2 separate regions of the Homo sapiens genome follow, and region 1 is linked to region 2. Evidence: read pairs that join two places in POLR2A ChIA-PET (ENCODE). Cell type or tissue: Panc1. All regions are shown on one strand. Each heading gives the region's core, and the rest is flanking DNA. Links, peaks and the distances in the headings are about the cores only. Region 1 overlaps ST7L (suppression of tumorigenicity 7 like). Region 2 holds the start of LOC124904810 (small nucleolar RNA U13).

Region 1 (8,341 bases), core at 144-8,143, 110 kb before region 2:
ATTCTCAGTCTCTACTAGAGGAGTGCTAAGGAACTTATGCTATGTAATCGTAAAGATTCTTCTGGTGCCATTAGTGACTGCCTAGGTAAAGGCAGACACTATAAACATTAATTGTAGCTTGCACCCCATGGAAATATACTACTAACAGTTGGTATAGATCTATTCCAGATTCTAGATCTCCCTCCTTGCTCTATTTCACTTCCTTCCCACTCCACTTGCCTGAGACAAATCCAAGAATCATCTCTCCCATTGCTTGCCTGTGATCTCACATACACAGTTGCACATTTTCTTTCCAGCTATTAAATGGATGGAATTCTCTTTCTAGGCCATTTTTATTCGATGCCAGATTACATAGTAAGGTCATTTCAGTTTGAGATGCACTCACTCAACTATTAGCACTACTGCAAATAACAGTTATGAGTATGATCACTAAGTGTTCATTTTACACTGAAAAGAAATAGAATAGTCAGTTTCCAAACCAAATAGCTATACTCCCTGAACAACAGTGGAAAGTCATTCTTCTTGAAGTTTGACCCAGAATCAAGTGCAGACTCAGACTCCTAGGCCTACAGCCAGTGGCAACTTAACACATTATATGGTTGACCTTCAGGGAAAAAGGGAAACCACTGCTCTTACCACTGGTGCCAGAAAAAAGCCAACTAATCTTTAAGGCACAAAATAAACTATTCTTAAGGCAGAAAAAGAAACTGTGAGGAAACAAGTTAGAATGGAGGCATATAGAGAAAAATACAGAAAATACATTACCAAGTAAGGACTAGTTTTTCCATGGTTCTCAGTGTTTTCATTTTTGGGAATATAATTAATCAGCATTTTCTTTTTGGGTTTTAACTCCTACTACCTGGTAGAAATGCAAAGATGTACAAGAAAGATGCATTTTTAAAAAGGCTTGGAGACTTAAAGGCAATTATCTTTGCTAATTTTACTTTGAGCCAGTGACATTAATAAGTTCATATAGAAAAGTAAATAGTTGCTGGGCATGGCGGCTCATGCCTGTAATCCCAGCACTTTGGGAGGCTGAGGCGGGCAGATCACTTGAGCCCAGGAGTTCAAGACCAGCCTGGGCAACATGGCAAAACCCTGCCTCTACAAAAAATACAAACATTAGCTGGGCATGGTGGCATGTGCCTATAGTCCCAGCTACTCGGGGGGCTGAGGCGGGAGGACTGTTGAACCCAGGAGGCGGAGGCTGCAGTGAGCTGAGATCGTACCACTGCACTCCAGCCTGGGTCACAGCGAGACCTTGTCTCAGAAAAAAAAAAAAAAGTAAATAGTGATGGGATACCCACTCTAGTATCAGTCCTCAAGTGTTAACTGGTTCAGGAAATGGGGAAGTAGTTCAAAACTAAAGGGTAAAAATGAAAATATAGAACTACACATGGTTCTATATCCAAGTCTGGGGAAGTAAGAACAAGCAGACACAATAACTTGGAGAACCTTTGAGACATAGGCACATTCTGTACCTAGGGACAAATGTCCCATCTGTTCCCCCGCCTTATGTACTTATTATCCATCCTAGTTGTGCTCTTGAGTTTAAAGTTCAACAAATCCTGAGAACTAATGATTTCATTTAAATGAAAAAAATCAAAGGGTTTGTTTACAAAATAGGGTATTTTTAAAAATACCAAAGATAGTAACAAATGCTGTTTATCACCAAAAGTGATCTATAAGAGCAAACTTTATAATGTTATATTGTTACAATCTTATATTGTATTCTTTAAACTTTTAAGCAACAGAAGTAGCTCAAATCACCAAAAATTTATGTTTGATGTATTTATGGCAGCAACTATATACAAATCAATTCCTTTAATTTACAACAAATATCTTCCATTGTTCAGCTGGGTTAGCACAGGCAGATCAGAGATGGTTTCTTGTGTGTTTTACAAATAATCTACACAAGTCCTTGAGATCATACTTACAGCTTTAGCAAAAATACCCATGATTTCAGGAAACTGGTGAGTGAGAATGGCTATCATTGCTGTAGAAGAGCAAAATCCTGCTGTGAAATGGATGAACAAAGGAAGCTCCTTTTTTGGGTAAACAGAAACATGATGAAAGGCTGCAATGGAGAATAGGTAAGAATCAATTTTATTTCAGAATAACATGTAAACAAGTCTTAATCTTTTCAAATGAAATCTGTTTTTAAAAATTAAAAAGAAAAAAAATTTAAAAAGGAAAGTCTCTGGCTAAGCAAGGTAGAAGACAGTTATCCATTATTTATCCCAGCATCAACAGCATATCTAAATAGCCAGACAACTGTGCTGGGTGTGGGAACAGGATGGCGTCATGGGAAAGAATATTGATTACAAAATCATGCTGAGGTGATTTTGAAAAAAAGCTTTGTCACTTATTAGCTATGTGATCTTGAATAAGTTGCTAAACCCTCTAGAAGTTGCTATGGAGAGTTGTAATGATGAACATTTTAAGTGCTTAATGTGAGTTGCAGCCACAGGTGGTGGTTCACGTCTGTAATCCCAGCGCTTTGGGGGGCCAAAGAGGAGGATCGCTTAAAGCCAGGCATGCGACACTAACCTAAGCAAAATCGTGCTTAAAAATTTTTAAAAATTTTAAAAATTAGCCCAGCATGGTGGTGTGTGCCTGTAGGTCCAGCTACTCTGGAGGATGAGATGGGAAAATCACTGGAACCCAGGAGTTTGAGGCTGCAGTGAGCTATGATCATTCCACTGCACTCCAGCCTGGGTGACAGACCTGTCTCTAAATAAATAAATAAATAAATAAATAAATAAATAAATAAATACATTTGAGTTGCTACTTTTTTTTTTGAAGAAGAAGAGTCTCGCTCTGTTGCCTAGGCTGGAGTGCAGTGACATGATCTCGGCTCACTGCAACCTCTGCCACCCAGGTTCAAGTGACTCTTGTGCCTTAGCCTCCCAAGTAGCTGGGATTACATGCACAGGCCACTACGCCCAGCTACTTTTTTGTATTTTTAGTAGAGAGGGGTTTTGCCATGTTGGCCAGGCTGGTCTCAAACTCCTGGCCTAAAGTGATCCGTCCACCTCGGCCTCCCAAAGCGCTGGGATTACAGGTATAAGCCACCACACCTGGCATTGAGTTGTTATTAATTATTGTTCTTTGGGAGCTCAAAGACTAGTATGGAGAAAGAGGCAGACATGTCATTGGTGATTTCCTAGGACCATCAGTTAATAATTTTACCCAGTTATTAATGTGTTTATATATGTGGCATTTCATTAGGCACTGTAAAACTAAAGTAGGTAAGACGGGAGCAGTGGCTCACGCCTGTAATCCCAGCACCTTGGGAGGCTAAGTCGGGTGGATCACGAGGTCAGGAGATCGAGACCATCCTGGCCAACATGGTGAAACCCCGTCTCTACTAAAAATATAAAAATTAGGTGGGCGTGGTGACACGCGCCTATAGTCCCAGCTACTCAGGAAGGCTGAGCAGGAAAATCGCTTGAACCCGGGAGGCGGAGGGTGCAGTGAGCTGGGATTGTGCCACTGCACTCCAGCCTGGCAACAGAGCAAGACTCTGTCTCAAAAATAAATATGTAAATTAATTAATAAATAAAGTAGGTAGGCCAGGTGTGGTTGCTCATGTCTGTAATCCCAGCACTTTGGGAGGCCGAGGCAGGTGAATCATTTGAGTTCAGGGGTTTGAGATCAGCTTGGCCAACATAGTGAAACCCCATCTCTACTAAAAATAGAAAGATTAGCCAGGCATGGTGACGTGCACCTATAGTCACAGCTACTTGGGAGGCTGAGGCAGGAGGATCGCTAGAACCTGAGAGGCAGAGGTTGCAGTGAGCCAAGATCATGCCACTGCACTCTAGCCTGGGCAACAGAGTGAGACTCTATCTCAAAAAAAAAAAAAAAAAAAAAAACCTAAACTAGCAAACTGAAGGCCTAGGATTCTGACCATAAATAAAGTCCCTTGTCTTATTTTACCATATTTACATATTTACTCAGCTATTATTTTTCTAGTGATTGGATATTTCGTTATCAATTATACTCAAGTATTTATATTTTATTTGAAATTTGAAAATACTTGAATAACAATACTGAGATGAGCCTATTAGAGTACTTAACATGCAGTAGGTGCTCAATAAATGTCTGCTAAACTGAGAGCTATTCTGGGACTTCATTAGGCCAGGAAGTTGACCGCTTAGGGCTGGATACTAACCCAGGAATTTCTGATGTAATATCCTGCATTAGTAAGGGATGACTAATTTTGTGCTGAACCAAGGTCAGCTATAAATTTCACTTTTAAAACATAATGATTCACAGAGATTACACCTAAGCTTCCTTCAACAGCTATATTTTAATTTTTATTTTACTATATTCAGAAAGTATATACCAAAACACAAACCCATTAAAAATCCAGAAAATGTCCAGAACCTTGAGCCATGATTAAAGTAAAAGCACATCAAAATGGAAGTTTTAAAAGTTAGAAACATTAGAAACTGTAGAGAACATTGTGCTTTCAGCACCCAAAGAACCAGTCAGCAATCCCCTTTGCCCTGTCCCTCAGCCATGAGAGGCCAACTTCTTCTTCTTCCCAACTTCAAATCAAGAGAAACAAACCCTGCTATTCAAGAAGGTGGGAAACACATACAAGACAGCAAAGTTAGTAATATTACCTAACCTATATAGCATTTTATGGTTTATAAAGAACTTTAATTTATATTAGCTCATTTAATTCTTTTCAGTAACCCTAAGAGATAGTAGTATTCTCACTTTATAAGGTAGAAAACTGCATAGCTTTAGTGAGGAAATTTCCTAAAATATGAGATTTTTATACTGTAAGAGAGACCTAATTATTTCTTCCTGGATTGCTTTCTGTAGATTCATTTGTCAGTCAATGTTTGGCTAATACATCAAAATAATGGATGACTATTACAGAAACACTCCCTTGGAACGAAAGTTCAAATTTCATCACTGGCTTGTAGAGAAAAATTTATCAGAAGGCATAAAAGACGACTAAATAGCTATGTGAACTAGGGGAATAGTTCAACTCTGAACTTATGAGGTCCATAAGCAAATTCCAGAATGCGGTAAGTCATATCAAAGTTGAAGGAAAATTAAAAACAAAAAACATTAAGTACTCCTGGGTATTAAAACTCCTTATTGTTAACAATTTGTTCATTCTTCCACAGTCAGAGACAGAAAAAAATACTCTAAGAACATAAAATATAATCAAACAAAACCCCCCAGCATATTCCCCCTCTCCTACCTTCTGGAGTTTGCACCAAGTTAGAATAAAGGCTTGCCAAGAATAAACTGTCTGGTCTTATAGCTTACAGCTTTGACAACATAATAACCCTGATTTTATTCATATTACTATGTAAAATTGGCCTTATATTAGACAACCTTTGCAATAATTTACAAAGGAGGGCATTATTTTAGGCTAAATGTATTAGCTTAATATAATATACTCTTGCATATTGATGTTCCATAATTTAAGGTCCATTCTTTTGCCTTAAATATATTTGTTCCTGTTAAAATGGAAAGACAACAAGAACTACCACCACCACCTCTTTAGAAAGGAAAATAAAATTTCTCTCATTAATGACATCTTAATTGCTAAAGTCAATGGATTCTTCTTAGTATTTACCTTACCTATTATCTTGGATATTACTCCTCACTTGGAAATTTCTTCTTCCTTTTAGTTCTAGCATATTTAGTTTTAGTTCTTGTCCTGTCTCTCTGACAACCTCTTCACTGAATCTTCAACTGTCATTCTGCCACTCATTGCTTAGACATTTCTGTGCATCCATGGTTCCACCCTCAGTTCAATTCTCACTGTATACAGTTTTCCTTAGTGATTTCATTTATGCCTACGACTTCTTTTGCTACCTAGAAAATAATGACTCCCAATTCTGTTTTTTGAGATGTACAGAGGAAGATATATGAGGACCGCTGGCAATTTTATTTACACAACCTAATCCTGTCTTTAGGCTACAGCTGACTGGACAAGGAATAAACACCTGGATAAATCTGATTCTCTCTCCCAGAAGTTTTAGAAGTGGGATTGAGGCTGGGTGCAGTGGCTCACACCTGTATTCCCAACACCTGTTGAGGCAGGCAGATCACTTGAGCTCAGGAGTTCAAGGCCAAGCTGGGCAACATGGTGAAACCTCACCTCTACCAAAAATACAAAAATTAGCCAGGCATGGTGGCACATGCCTGTGGTCCCAACTACTCAGGAGGCAGAGTGGGGAGGATATTTTGAGCCTGAGAAGTCGAAGCTGCAGTGAGCCGTGACTGCACCACTGCATTCCAGCCTGAGTGACAGTGAAATCCTAACTCAAAAAAAAAAAAAAAAAAAAGAGAGAAAAGAAAAAGTGGGATTGAGATATTATTCATTCTGTATTGTCTGCCTGAACTCATGACATGTAAATAGAGGGCTGTAGGGGCCTCAAGTTTGGCCACATGGTTGTCTATGAAGGGAAAGCCAAACTGTAAAGAGAAAGATGTAAGAATGAAGTGGATACACTGAGAGAAACAGAAACGACAGAACACAGAAGGAGAAAATGGGGCTGGGGATGAAGGAAAGGAAAGTAAGAATAGGAAAGACTGAAAAAAGCAGCCAGGGACAGAGAGATATACAAATAACTGATTCCTGGAAATCCTAATGGCTTTCTAGTCCCCAGTTCTAGTCCCTTATGAAGTCCAAATATAATTGTTGCTATTGAGTTCTCTGATAACCCAGTGTTCTTCCAACAAATTACTATTTATATTTAAGCTAGTTTGAAGTTGCTCTCTATTACTTATGCCTACAACATTCACTAATTATAAATATTATATGTATACTTCATAATATACATTATATACATAACTTAAAAATATATCTATACCTATATATTATTTAGAGAGAGGAAAATATAGACTTGTATGTATATGTGTTAAGTAGATTATACAAGAAAATATTTAAGCATATAAATCTCTATATATGTACATATATATATACACATATACAGGTATGTATGTATATATGGATGAGATGTTACACAGGCAACATAGTCAAAGCTTGAACTTATTTATTTCCCTAACCCCTATTCCCAAATTGGCTCCTCCTGATATAGGATAGATTTACCATTCTCCAAGTCACCGAAGTCAGAAAATTGAGAATCATTCTTGACCTCCTAGATAGCTAGGCCCTCCCTTCTAGAGCTTTCTTTCTTTCTTTTTTTTTTTTTTTTTGAGACAGAGTCTTGCTTTGTCACCCAGGCTGGAGTGCAGTGGCACGATCTCGGCTCACTGCAACCTCCACCTCCTGGGTTCAAGCAATTCTCCTACCTCAGCCTCCTGAGTAGCTGGGATTACAGGCGCAAGCCACCACACCTGGCTAACTTTTGTATTTTTAGTAGAGATGGGGTTTTGCCATGTTGGCCAGGCTGGTCTTGAACTCCTGACCTCAAGTGATCCGCCCAGCTCAGCCTCCCAAAGTTCTGGGATTACAGGCGTGAGCCCCATGTCTGGCCCTTCTCAAGCTTTCTTATAATGTATTCCATACATGTAGCACTTAACACATTGTCTGTCATCTTTGTCATCTTTTTTTTTTTTTTTTTTTTTTTTTTGGAGACAGAGTCTTACTCTGTTGCCCAGGCTGGAGTGCAGTCTCAGCTCACTGCAACCTCCGCCTCCCAGGTTCAAGCGATTCTCCTGCCTCAGCCTTCCAAGTAGCTGAGATTACTGGCATGTGCCACCATGCCGGGCTAATTTTTTGTAGTTTTAGTAGAAATGGGGTTTCTCCATGTTGGCCAGGCTGGTCTCGGACTCCTGACCTCAGGTGATCCGCTCGCTTCAGCCTCCCAAAGTGCTGGGATTACAAACGTGAGCCATCGTTCCTGGCCTGTCCATCATCTTTTTATCAACCTTGTTAGCAGCCTAGGAGTTCAGAATAGGGTGAGAGGGAGAAGGCACTAATATTTAGCATTTTAGTTAAGTACTTACAATGTGCCAGCCATGTTTATAAGAATAAATTAATGAATTTGATTAATTCAACCAATATTTATTGAATACCAATTTTTATGGTAACCATTATAAGAGATACAGGAACAATGGCCAGGTGTAGTGGCTCACACTTGTAATCCTAGCACTTTGGGAGGCCAAGGCGGGTGGATCACTTGAGGCCAGGGGTTCAAGACCAGCCTGGCCACCATGGTGAAACCCTGTCTGTACTAAAAATACAAAAAAAATTAGCTGGGCGTGATGGTGGGTGCCTGTAATCCCAGCTACTCTGGAGGTTGAGGCAGGAGAATCACTTGAACCTGGGAAGCAGAGGTTGCAGTGAGCCGAGATCAGACCATTGCACTCCAGTCAGGGCAACAAGGACGGAAACTCC
Region 2 (8,341 bases), core at 155-8,154:
CGGTAAGCCAAGATCGTACCACAGCACTCTAGCCTGGGCAACAGAGTGAGACTGCATCACCCCCACCCCCCAAAAAAATAAATACACAAAGTATACAGTAACAACTTTTAACAAAATAAGATTGAAAATTAGCTTTAGAGGCTGGGCACGGTGGTTCATGCCTGTAATCCCAGCACTTTGGGAGGCTGAGGTGGGCGGATCACCTGAGGTTGGAAGTTCGAGACTAGCCTGACCAACATAGAGAAACCCAGTCTCTACTAAATATACAGAAATTAGCTGGGCATGGTGGCACATGGTAATCCCAGCTACTCTGGAGGCTGAGGCAGGAGAATCGCTTGAACCCGGGAAGTGGAGGTTGTGGTGAGCCAAGATCACACCATTGCACTCCAGCCTGGGCAACAAGAGCTAAACTCCATCTCAAAAAAAAAAAAAAAAAGCTTTAAATATTTGAAGAAGTTTAAATGTTTGTTACTTTGCTTTATCTTGAGAAGCCTAGTTTTAACCACTGCTTAAAACTAGTGGTCTCCATCCTTTTGTAGTTCATAAGTGTGATGGTTGAGTTTTCACATGCATGTGTGAGATGTGCCTCCCTCAAACCTTGTTATGTTGGCACATTACCTGTCTGACATGGGGAAAAAAAAAAACTAGCAGTCTATTTTAATAGGTTAAAATTGGGAATTCTGTGAGAAGACTGATACTTTTTAAGAATATAAGTGTAGCTCTTATTTCCATCTTTCTTTTATCTTGTCTTTTGCTTTAGCTTTGTAAAATGTATTAGAGAGCCATTAAAAATGCAGAATTTCAAAAATCAAGCTTTGGACAAATAGTAATATTAGGCATGTACTTTGATTATTTATGCATTCCTCTTTTAAAAATAACTACTTTGTGCCTGAGGCTCTACTTTTATACTTGACTCATGCTCAACTCTCACTTCACCTTCTTCGCATGTCAGATGCCTTCTGACATTTAATTATAGTTTCTCGTGACTTTGAGAGCCAAGAAAAAAGATCATTTCCAAAATAGTGTATCAATGGAGGATTCTTTTGAATTACTGAAAGCTTCTGCCCAAATGATTAAAATTGTTGGCAGTTCACAATAATTAGATTGCTTCAAACTTTGGAATTAGCCGAGTGTGGTGGTGTGCACCTGTAGTCCCAGCTACTCAGGAAACAGATGGGAAGATCTCTTGAGCCCAGGAGTTTGAGGCCAGCCTGGCAACGTAGTGAGACTCTATCTCAAAACAAACCAACTTTGGAATTGTCTAAGCAGAAGGTCTTTTGGAGCTCAGGAGCAGAGAGGAAAAGGTAATTTCAGAGTTTAAGGAGCTTCCAAGATCTCCGTAGAGAGGAGTCCCTTCAGAAAGCTGGAAGGCATTATGTTAACACTGGATGTCTGGGGAGAAGGGAAAAGTACAGGGTACTATTTTCACATTTCCTTTCACTATTCTGTGAACCACCTTTTGTGTTTATTTACACATAATTCTTTTCTCTCTCCCTCTTTTTTTTTTTTTTTTTAAAAAACTTTTAAAAAAAAACAGTGCATTTGCCCAGTATAACATGGATCAGTTCACGCCTGTGAAGATAGAAGGATATGAAGATCAGGTAATAATTGCCTTTTAGACAGGCTATGCCTGGCAGATAGTAGAGATCCTATTAATGGAAACCAAAGCAGATGTCTGAACCAGGTGCTGAATAAATTTGTCTTAGTTTTTATAGTTTTTGTGTGTACTGTACGTGTTAGGATATTCTTCTCTTTCTCATAACACTAGCAGTTTCTTTGACAAGAAAGGAGAGCAGCCTCTTAACAAGAACAGTGAAAATGGAAGTATTTAAGTTTTACAGGTTTTCCAGCTGTCTTTAATTCTCCTTGATAAGAGTAACAACAGACATTATATTTAATGGAAAAACAGAGGCGTTCCTCCTGAAATTTAGACTACTTATTTATTACTTTAGGATTTTGGTGGTTGGGAAATGGGATGAGAAAACAGTTCACTTTGTGTATTTTTTCATTTTTGAACCATGTGAATGTATTACCTATTTTAAATGCTAAGTGTAATGGCCCTAAAGTTTCATAATGACTCTGGAAAAATATGTGAAAAAAATACAAAAGTGTACATAAAAGTTATTACAGCTATGTATAAAGTACATATATAGTTATGTATAAGTATATATTAGAAACCAAGAAATGAATATTATTAGTATGGGGGATATTTTGTAGTTTAAAGTTGACTTATTCATAAATACAATATTCTTAATAATACGGGACTTGGTTGAAAAATTAATATGAAAGAAATCTGACTAAATGAAAAGTTAACTGCCTCAGAATTTTTATTGATGTGTTTCATAAAAGGCAGTAAGAATTGTCTTTTTTACAGTTACTCATATGTTTAATGATTCTTTGGAAGGTCTTAATTACAGAGCACGGTGACCTGGGTAATAGCAGATTTTTAGATCCAAGAAACAAAATTTCCTTTAAATTTGACCACTTACGGAAAGAAGCAAGTGACCCCCAGCCAGAAGAAGCAGATGGAGGTCTGAAGTCTTGGAGAGAATCCTGTGACAGTGCTTTAAGAGCCTATGTGAAAGACCATTATTCCAACGGCTTCTGTACTGTTAAGTATCTGACTGCTTCGTTATCAGAGAGTGTTTTCTTATATTTACCTTATCCTTTGGAGGCTTTGGCCTACCAAACATCCCTACTTTCTTCTTAGCCATGCTCTCTTCTCCTCTGCATTTTATTCCCTAAATCATTTTGGAAAGGGGTATAAATGAAATTTTTATATGGAAAATTTCTTTTTAAAATCCCAATGCACAAAAAATTTAGGTATCAGTGTATTCTGTTTTCACATTTGACTTATGAAAAATGCCTTACACCCATCAGAAAAAGGTCTTTGGTTTTTCTTTTTTTCTTTCTTTTTTTTAAATTAACCTTTTAAATTAATTTTTTTTTGTTTGTATTTTTACCCAGATCTAAAAGGTCTTTGGTTTGGACATGGAGAAAAAAATGGTATACTAAGATTGTTGAGAGAGCTTTTGCTCATATTTATGGCTTTTTGATATAGGCATTTTTACACAAACTACTTCTACATAGTTTAGATGTTTATATTCAGTAATCAAAACTATTAGAACTAAACAATTGGCTGGACATGGTGGCTCATGCCTGTAATCCCAGCACTTTGGGAGGCCAAGGTGGGCAGATCACTTGAGGCCAGGAGTTCGAGACCAGCCTGGCCAACATGGTGAAACCTTTACTTAAAAAATACAAAAAGTAGCTGGATGTGGTGGTGCACACCTGTAGTTTCAGCTACTCAGGAGGCTGAGGCACAAGAATCACTTGAACCAGGGAGGTGGAGGTTGCAGTGAGCTGAGACCACACCACTGCATTCCAGCCTGGGCAACAGAGTGAGACACTGTCTCAAAAAAACAAAAAACAAAAAAAACCAAACAATTTTTTTTTAATCAGGAGTGATTTTCTTTTTGTTGTTGTTTTTGCTGTTGTTGTTGTTGTTCTTTTGTTTTTTGAGACTAAGTCTTACTCTGTCACCCAGGCTAGAATGCAGGGGCACCGTGTCAGCTCAATGTCACCTCCATCTCCTGGGTTCAAGCAATTCTCCTGCCTCAGCTTCCTGAGTAGCTGGGATTACGGGTGCCCACCACCACACCTGGCTAATTTTTATATTTTTAGTAGAGACAGAGCTTCACCATGTTGGCCAGGCTGGTCTCGAACTCCTAACATCAGGTGATCCAGCTGCCTCGGACTCCCAAAGTGCTGGGATTACAGGCGTGAGCTGCTGCACCTGGCCTAATTTTCTTTTACTCCCTCTTGACTGTAAAAATAGATAAATTTGGCTTTATTATTTTTCCTTTATAAAATTATGGCATATTAAGAAAAATATTGATTAGAATATTTTTTATTTTTAAATTGACAAAAATATGATATGTACAACATGATATTTTGAAATATGTATACATTGTGGAATGGCTATATTGAGCTAATAACATGGATTTCTATACATATTTATCATTTTTTTGTTGTGGGAAAATCAGCAATTTTCACTAGAATATTTTAAATATACAATGATGATGAATTACATGGCAGTCTAGAATACAGTTAAGAGCACCTACTTTGAAGCCTTACTAACTGGTTTGATTCCTGGCCCTGCCAATTAATTAGTTGTGTGACCTTAGGTAAATTACTTAACATCTCTGTGCCTCAATTCTTTGACTGTAAAATGGAAATAATTGTTTTTATCTCATAGAGTTGTTGTGAAGATTTAATGAATTAGTAATATATGTAATATATGCCTGGAACAGTGCCTGGCACAAAGTAAGCTCTACATAAATGTTAGATGAATGTTAGGCTAGGTGTCATTATGTTTGATTTTTTTTTTTTTTTTTTTTTTTTTTAATGAGAATACCCATTATGGTGGACTGGACAAGTATAGAATTCCTGTTGGGAAGCCAGTATTGCAAAGGGGAGACATGATAGACTCCCATTTAGAAATTGACTGTTTAATCCTAAATATACTTTGAATTTATTGTTTGTTACCTGTTCAAAGTTTGTCACTACCCATTCTTAATTTGGAGAGCTCCAGCACCAAATAACCCTACTGTGTCCTTAGCTATCAAATGACCTACAGAAAGTCATGGAATTGTTGTGATGGTGTCTGCTGTATATAAGTATCCTATGTCTTATGTCTTCAGCTGACCTGCTTAGTAGTCCGTAATTTCATCTCCTTATTCCCTATCACATTTTCTACATAGTATGTTCCAAACATTTTTCATTGTCCTCTGACAGGCATCTAATCCCCCATGTTTTGTAAGGATTGAAACTGACAGAAATTTTTTTTTTTTTTTTTTGAGACAGAGTCTCACTCTGTCTTCCAAGCTGGAGTGCAATGGTGTGGTCTCGGCTCACTGCAACCTCCCCTTCCTGGGTTCAAGCGATTCTCCTGCCTCAGCCTCCTGAGTAGCTGGAATTACAGGCGCCTGCCACCACACCTGGCTAATTTTTGTATTTTTAGTAGAGACGGGGTTTCACTGTGTTGGCCAGGCTGGTCTTGAACTCCTGACCTTGTAATCCGTTCGCCTCAGCTTCCCAAGTAGCTAGGACCACAGGTGCACACCACCATACCTATCTAATTTTTCTCTGTGTGTGTTGTGTGTGTGTAGGGACTACAAGGCATGAGCCACCAGGCCCGGCCTATTTCTCCTTCTTTGTCTGCCCTTTCCACCTTGCCCTTTCTCCCTCTTCTCCACTTTTTCCCTTCTCTCATCTCTCTCTGCATCACCACCACGTCAGTACATATTCTTTGCCTGCTAATGCCATTTCCTCTATCTACTTCTGAACCCTTTAATTTTTTACTTTAGTCTCCATTCTACAGAAACTGCTCTGAGTTTACTAATGGTTCCTGAGTTACCTGGTCCAGTGTCCTTTTCCTTGTCCATGACTTCCGAATGGCATTTCACACTGAAGCCAATCAACCACTTCTAGAAATTATCTTTTACTTAGGCTGCTGTCAGCAACCCCTAATTCTTTTTTTTTTTTAGAGATGGAGTTTTGCTCTTTTTGCCCAGGCTGGCGTACAGTGGCATGATCTCAGCTCACTGCAACCTCCGCCTCTCAGGTTCAAGCGATTTTCCTGCCTCAGCCTCTCTAGTAGTTGGGATTACAGGTGCCCACCACCACACCTGGCTAATTTTTGTATTTTTAGTAGAGATGGGGTTTCACCATGTTGGCCGGGCTGGTCTTGAACTCCTGACCTCAGGTAATCCCCCTGCCACAGCCTCTCAAAGTGCTGGGGTTACAGGCTTGAGCCATTGCACCCAGCCCCCTAATTATTCTTACTCTATACTAAGTTCTTTTTTTCCCCTACCTTTGTAAATGTAGGCATTCCCCCAAAGTTCATAATTCATTTAATGCAGGTAAAGTAACACAGACTTCGGTGTCACAAAAACAGTGGGTTTGGATTCTACCTTTACCACTTCCTGAGTGACCTTAGGCAAGAAGCTTTGTGAACTTCAACTTCTTATCTGTAGATAACACTGTATTTCATCAGATTTATTAGAGGAAAAAGAAAATACATGTAAGAACATATTTTGTGGACTATAAAGCGCTATTTTTTTTTTCTTACTTTCCCTTGGTGATTGCATTTCCATTCACCTCTCCCACACTAAAGAAGAGTTAGTGTTTCTAACTACTAACTAGACATCTCCATCTGTAATTTCCAGTTTGTTAATGACACCACCATCTTTTTAGTCACTCTTGAGTTCCTTCTTTCCTTTGCCCATCATTTGCAATATACTGCTAGACTTTGATTGTACTTCTACATTCTGTGTGCAACTCTTCCTTTCCATTCCCATTAATATAACTCTGACTTGTTGCCTAGATTAATCCTGTGGCCTCCTAACCAAGCTTCAGCTTTTCTTCGTTTTATCTTGAATACCAGTATTGATTATTCTCCCACAATATTAGTTCTAGTCATGTTTTGCTGTCTCTCCATTGCCTATAGAATAAAATCTTAAACTTCTTACTTTACATCTACTATTACATGACCTAAATCTACCATCCTGTTTTGTCTTTCATTAGTCCACTTCACACACACCCTTTAAACCTGACAGTCTTGTTCACTGAACAAGTCCTTAGTTTCCTGTCTTGCCTTTATTTTCAGTCTCTGCTTATCAGAATCTCATCTGTCTTGTATGACCCAGCCTAAATGGCACCCGCCTTGTACCCCAAACCAAGAGCAGTATTTCCCTCTGTTTTCATTGTATCACTGTCTCTGGTAGAACCTAACATGTTCTGCTTTGTTTTCATATCCCATGTGCACTATTGTGTTCTAAGCTCATTTTATGTGATTCTTTGTCTCCCCCAAGGATTTAACACTCTGCTTTTGTACAATGCATGTTGTTTAAATTAAAAGTGTTTGGAGTCTTTAACTATTTTTTTTTCCCAACAATAGGTTTATGCTAAAACTATCGATGGGCAACAGACTATTATTGCATGTATTGAAAGCCACCAGTTTCAGCCTAAAAACTTCTGGTAAGAAGTAGATATTCTCTTCTATTTACATCTGAAAGAAACCAGCAGTTGAGACTTGGTTTTTAATCCAACTAGCTTGGAATAATTATTTAACTTACAGACTTCAGTTTTCCATCTATAAATGAGGGATTTAGATTCCTTACAGTTCTAAGGTTTTATAATTATATTTTCCTTTAAAAGTTACTCTTATTTTGAGTGAGAACAAGTGATTAGTAAAGTGCCCTGTTGAAAATCTGAGTTTTACTTGGCTTAGGGTTACTGCTACTTGAGTTAATTGTGTAACTCAGCAGCCTATTCATCTGATTTTGGAAGAGCCTCCCATGAGCAGAATAGGCATGGTTTTCCATTTCAAGGGAAAAAAGGAAAAATGAAAGACAAAATAACTTAGAAAAGGCTTATGGTCAGGCCACTTAGATCCAGACTTACATTTGAGTAGACAGAGCTTTGGGTTTGCCAAACTGGAAATGACAGTTTCTCTCTCTCTCTTTTTTTTTTTCTTTTTTTGCACCCCTCTTTCCCAACTTCTGTACCTCAGTGGCAAATCACCTCTTTCTTGTGCTTATTGCTAATTCTGCAATGTTGTGTGTGTGTTTTAATAGGAATGGTCGTTGGAGATCAGAGTGGAAGTTCACCATCACACCACCTACAGCCCAGGTGGTTGGCGTGCTTAAGATTCAGGTGAGATTCCAACATGTTTATAGACTTAAAACTTCACATCTTTAAAACATGTGCAGGTTGCTTTGGTATTAAATAAGGACCAAGTATGTGTAGATGCAAAGGGAGACTGATGGCAGTGAATAGAAATAGAAGCCTCCTTCTTGGGGTGGTAAACAGAGAGAGCTATTCTGAGTTGATAAAGGATAGCATGTAGAGTGTATGGCAACATGGTTATTGTTATTTTTCCTTCAATGGTAACATAAGATATAACTAGGAATTATCAAACAGCAGTTTTAGGAAAGATTTAAAATTAATAATAATAATAATTATTATTTTTTGGGACAGAGTTTCACTCCATCACCCAGACTGGAGTGCAGTGACGTGATCTCAGCTAACTGCAACCTCCACCTCCCAGCCCAGGCTGGGTTAATTCCTAAAAATTATAACTAGAGAGAATGGCAGGTGTTTTGGAATATAAATAGCCAAGCAGAAGTAGATTGATTGATTGATTGATTGATTGACTGATTGATTGATTTTTGAGATGGAGTTTTGCTCTTATTGCCCAGGCTGGAGGTGCAATGGCATGATCTCGGCTCTTCGCAATCTCTGGCTCCTGGGTTCAGGTGATTCTCCTGCCTCGGCC

Evidence for each region. Peaks named below come from ENCODE experiments on the same cell type or tissue, not always from the same donor. Only the 100,000 strongest peaks of a DNase experiment are listed, where the experiment ranks them.
Region 1: POLR2A ChIA-PET joins it to region 2 with 14 read pairs; 3 of 35 experiments call an interaction of 5 or more read pairs at or near these places.

What each region holds. Positions count from the first base shown.
Region 1 is chr1:112,540,014-112,548,354 of GRCh38, forward strand. It overlaps ST7L (suppression of tumorigenicity 7 like), which reads right to left. Exons shown (of 15, transcript NM_017744.5): 14 at 1,938-2,077. Among named protein-coding and RNA genes, the nearest start is that of WNT2B, 35 kb to the left of the region's middle. In Panc1, for the core only: no CTCF peak of the experiment used is centred there; a DNase peak (open chromatin) is centred at 4,208; H3K27ac peaks cover 2,112 bases.
Region 2 is chr1:112,652,061-112,660,401 of GRCh38, forward strand. It overlaps CAPZA1 (capping actin protein of muscle Z-line subunit alpha 1), which reads left to right. Exons shown (of 10, transcript NM_006135.3): 4 at 1,538-1,601; 5 at 2,405-2,611; 6 at 6,962-7,041; 7 at 7,641-7,719. It overlaps LOC124904810 (small nucleolar RNA U13), which reads left to right and starts at 528; the gene lies at 528-628. In Panc1, for the core only: no CTCF peak of the experiment used is centred there; no DNase peak of the experiment used is centred there.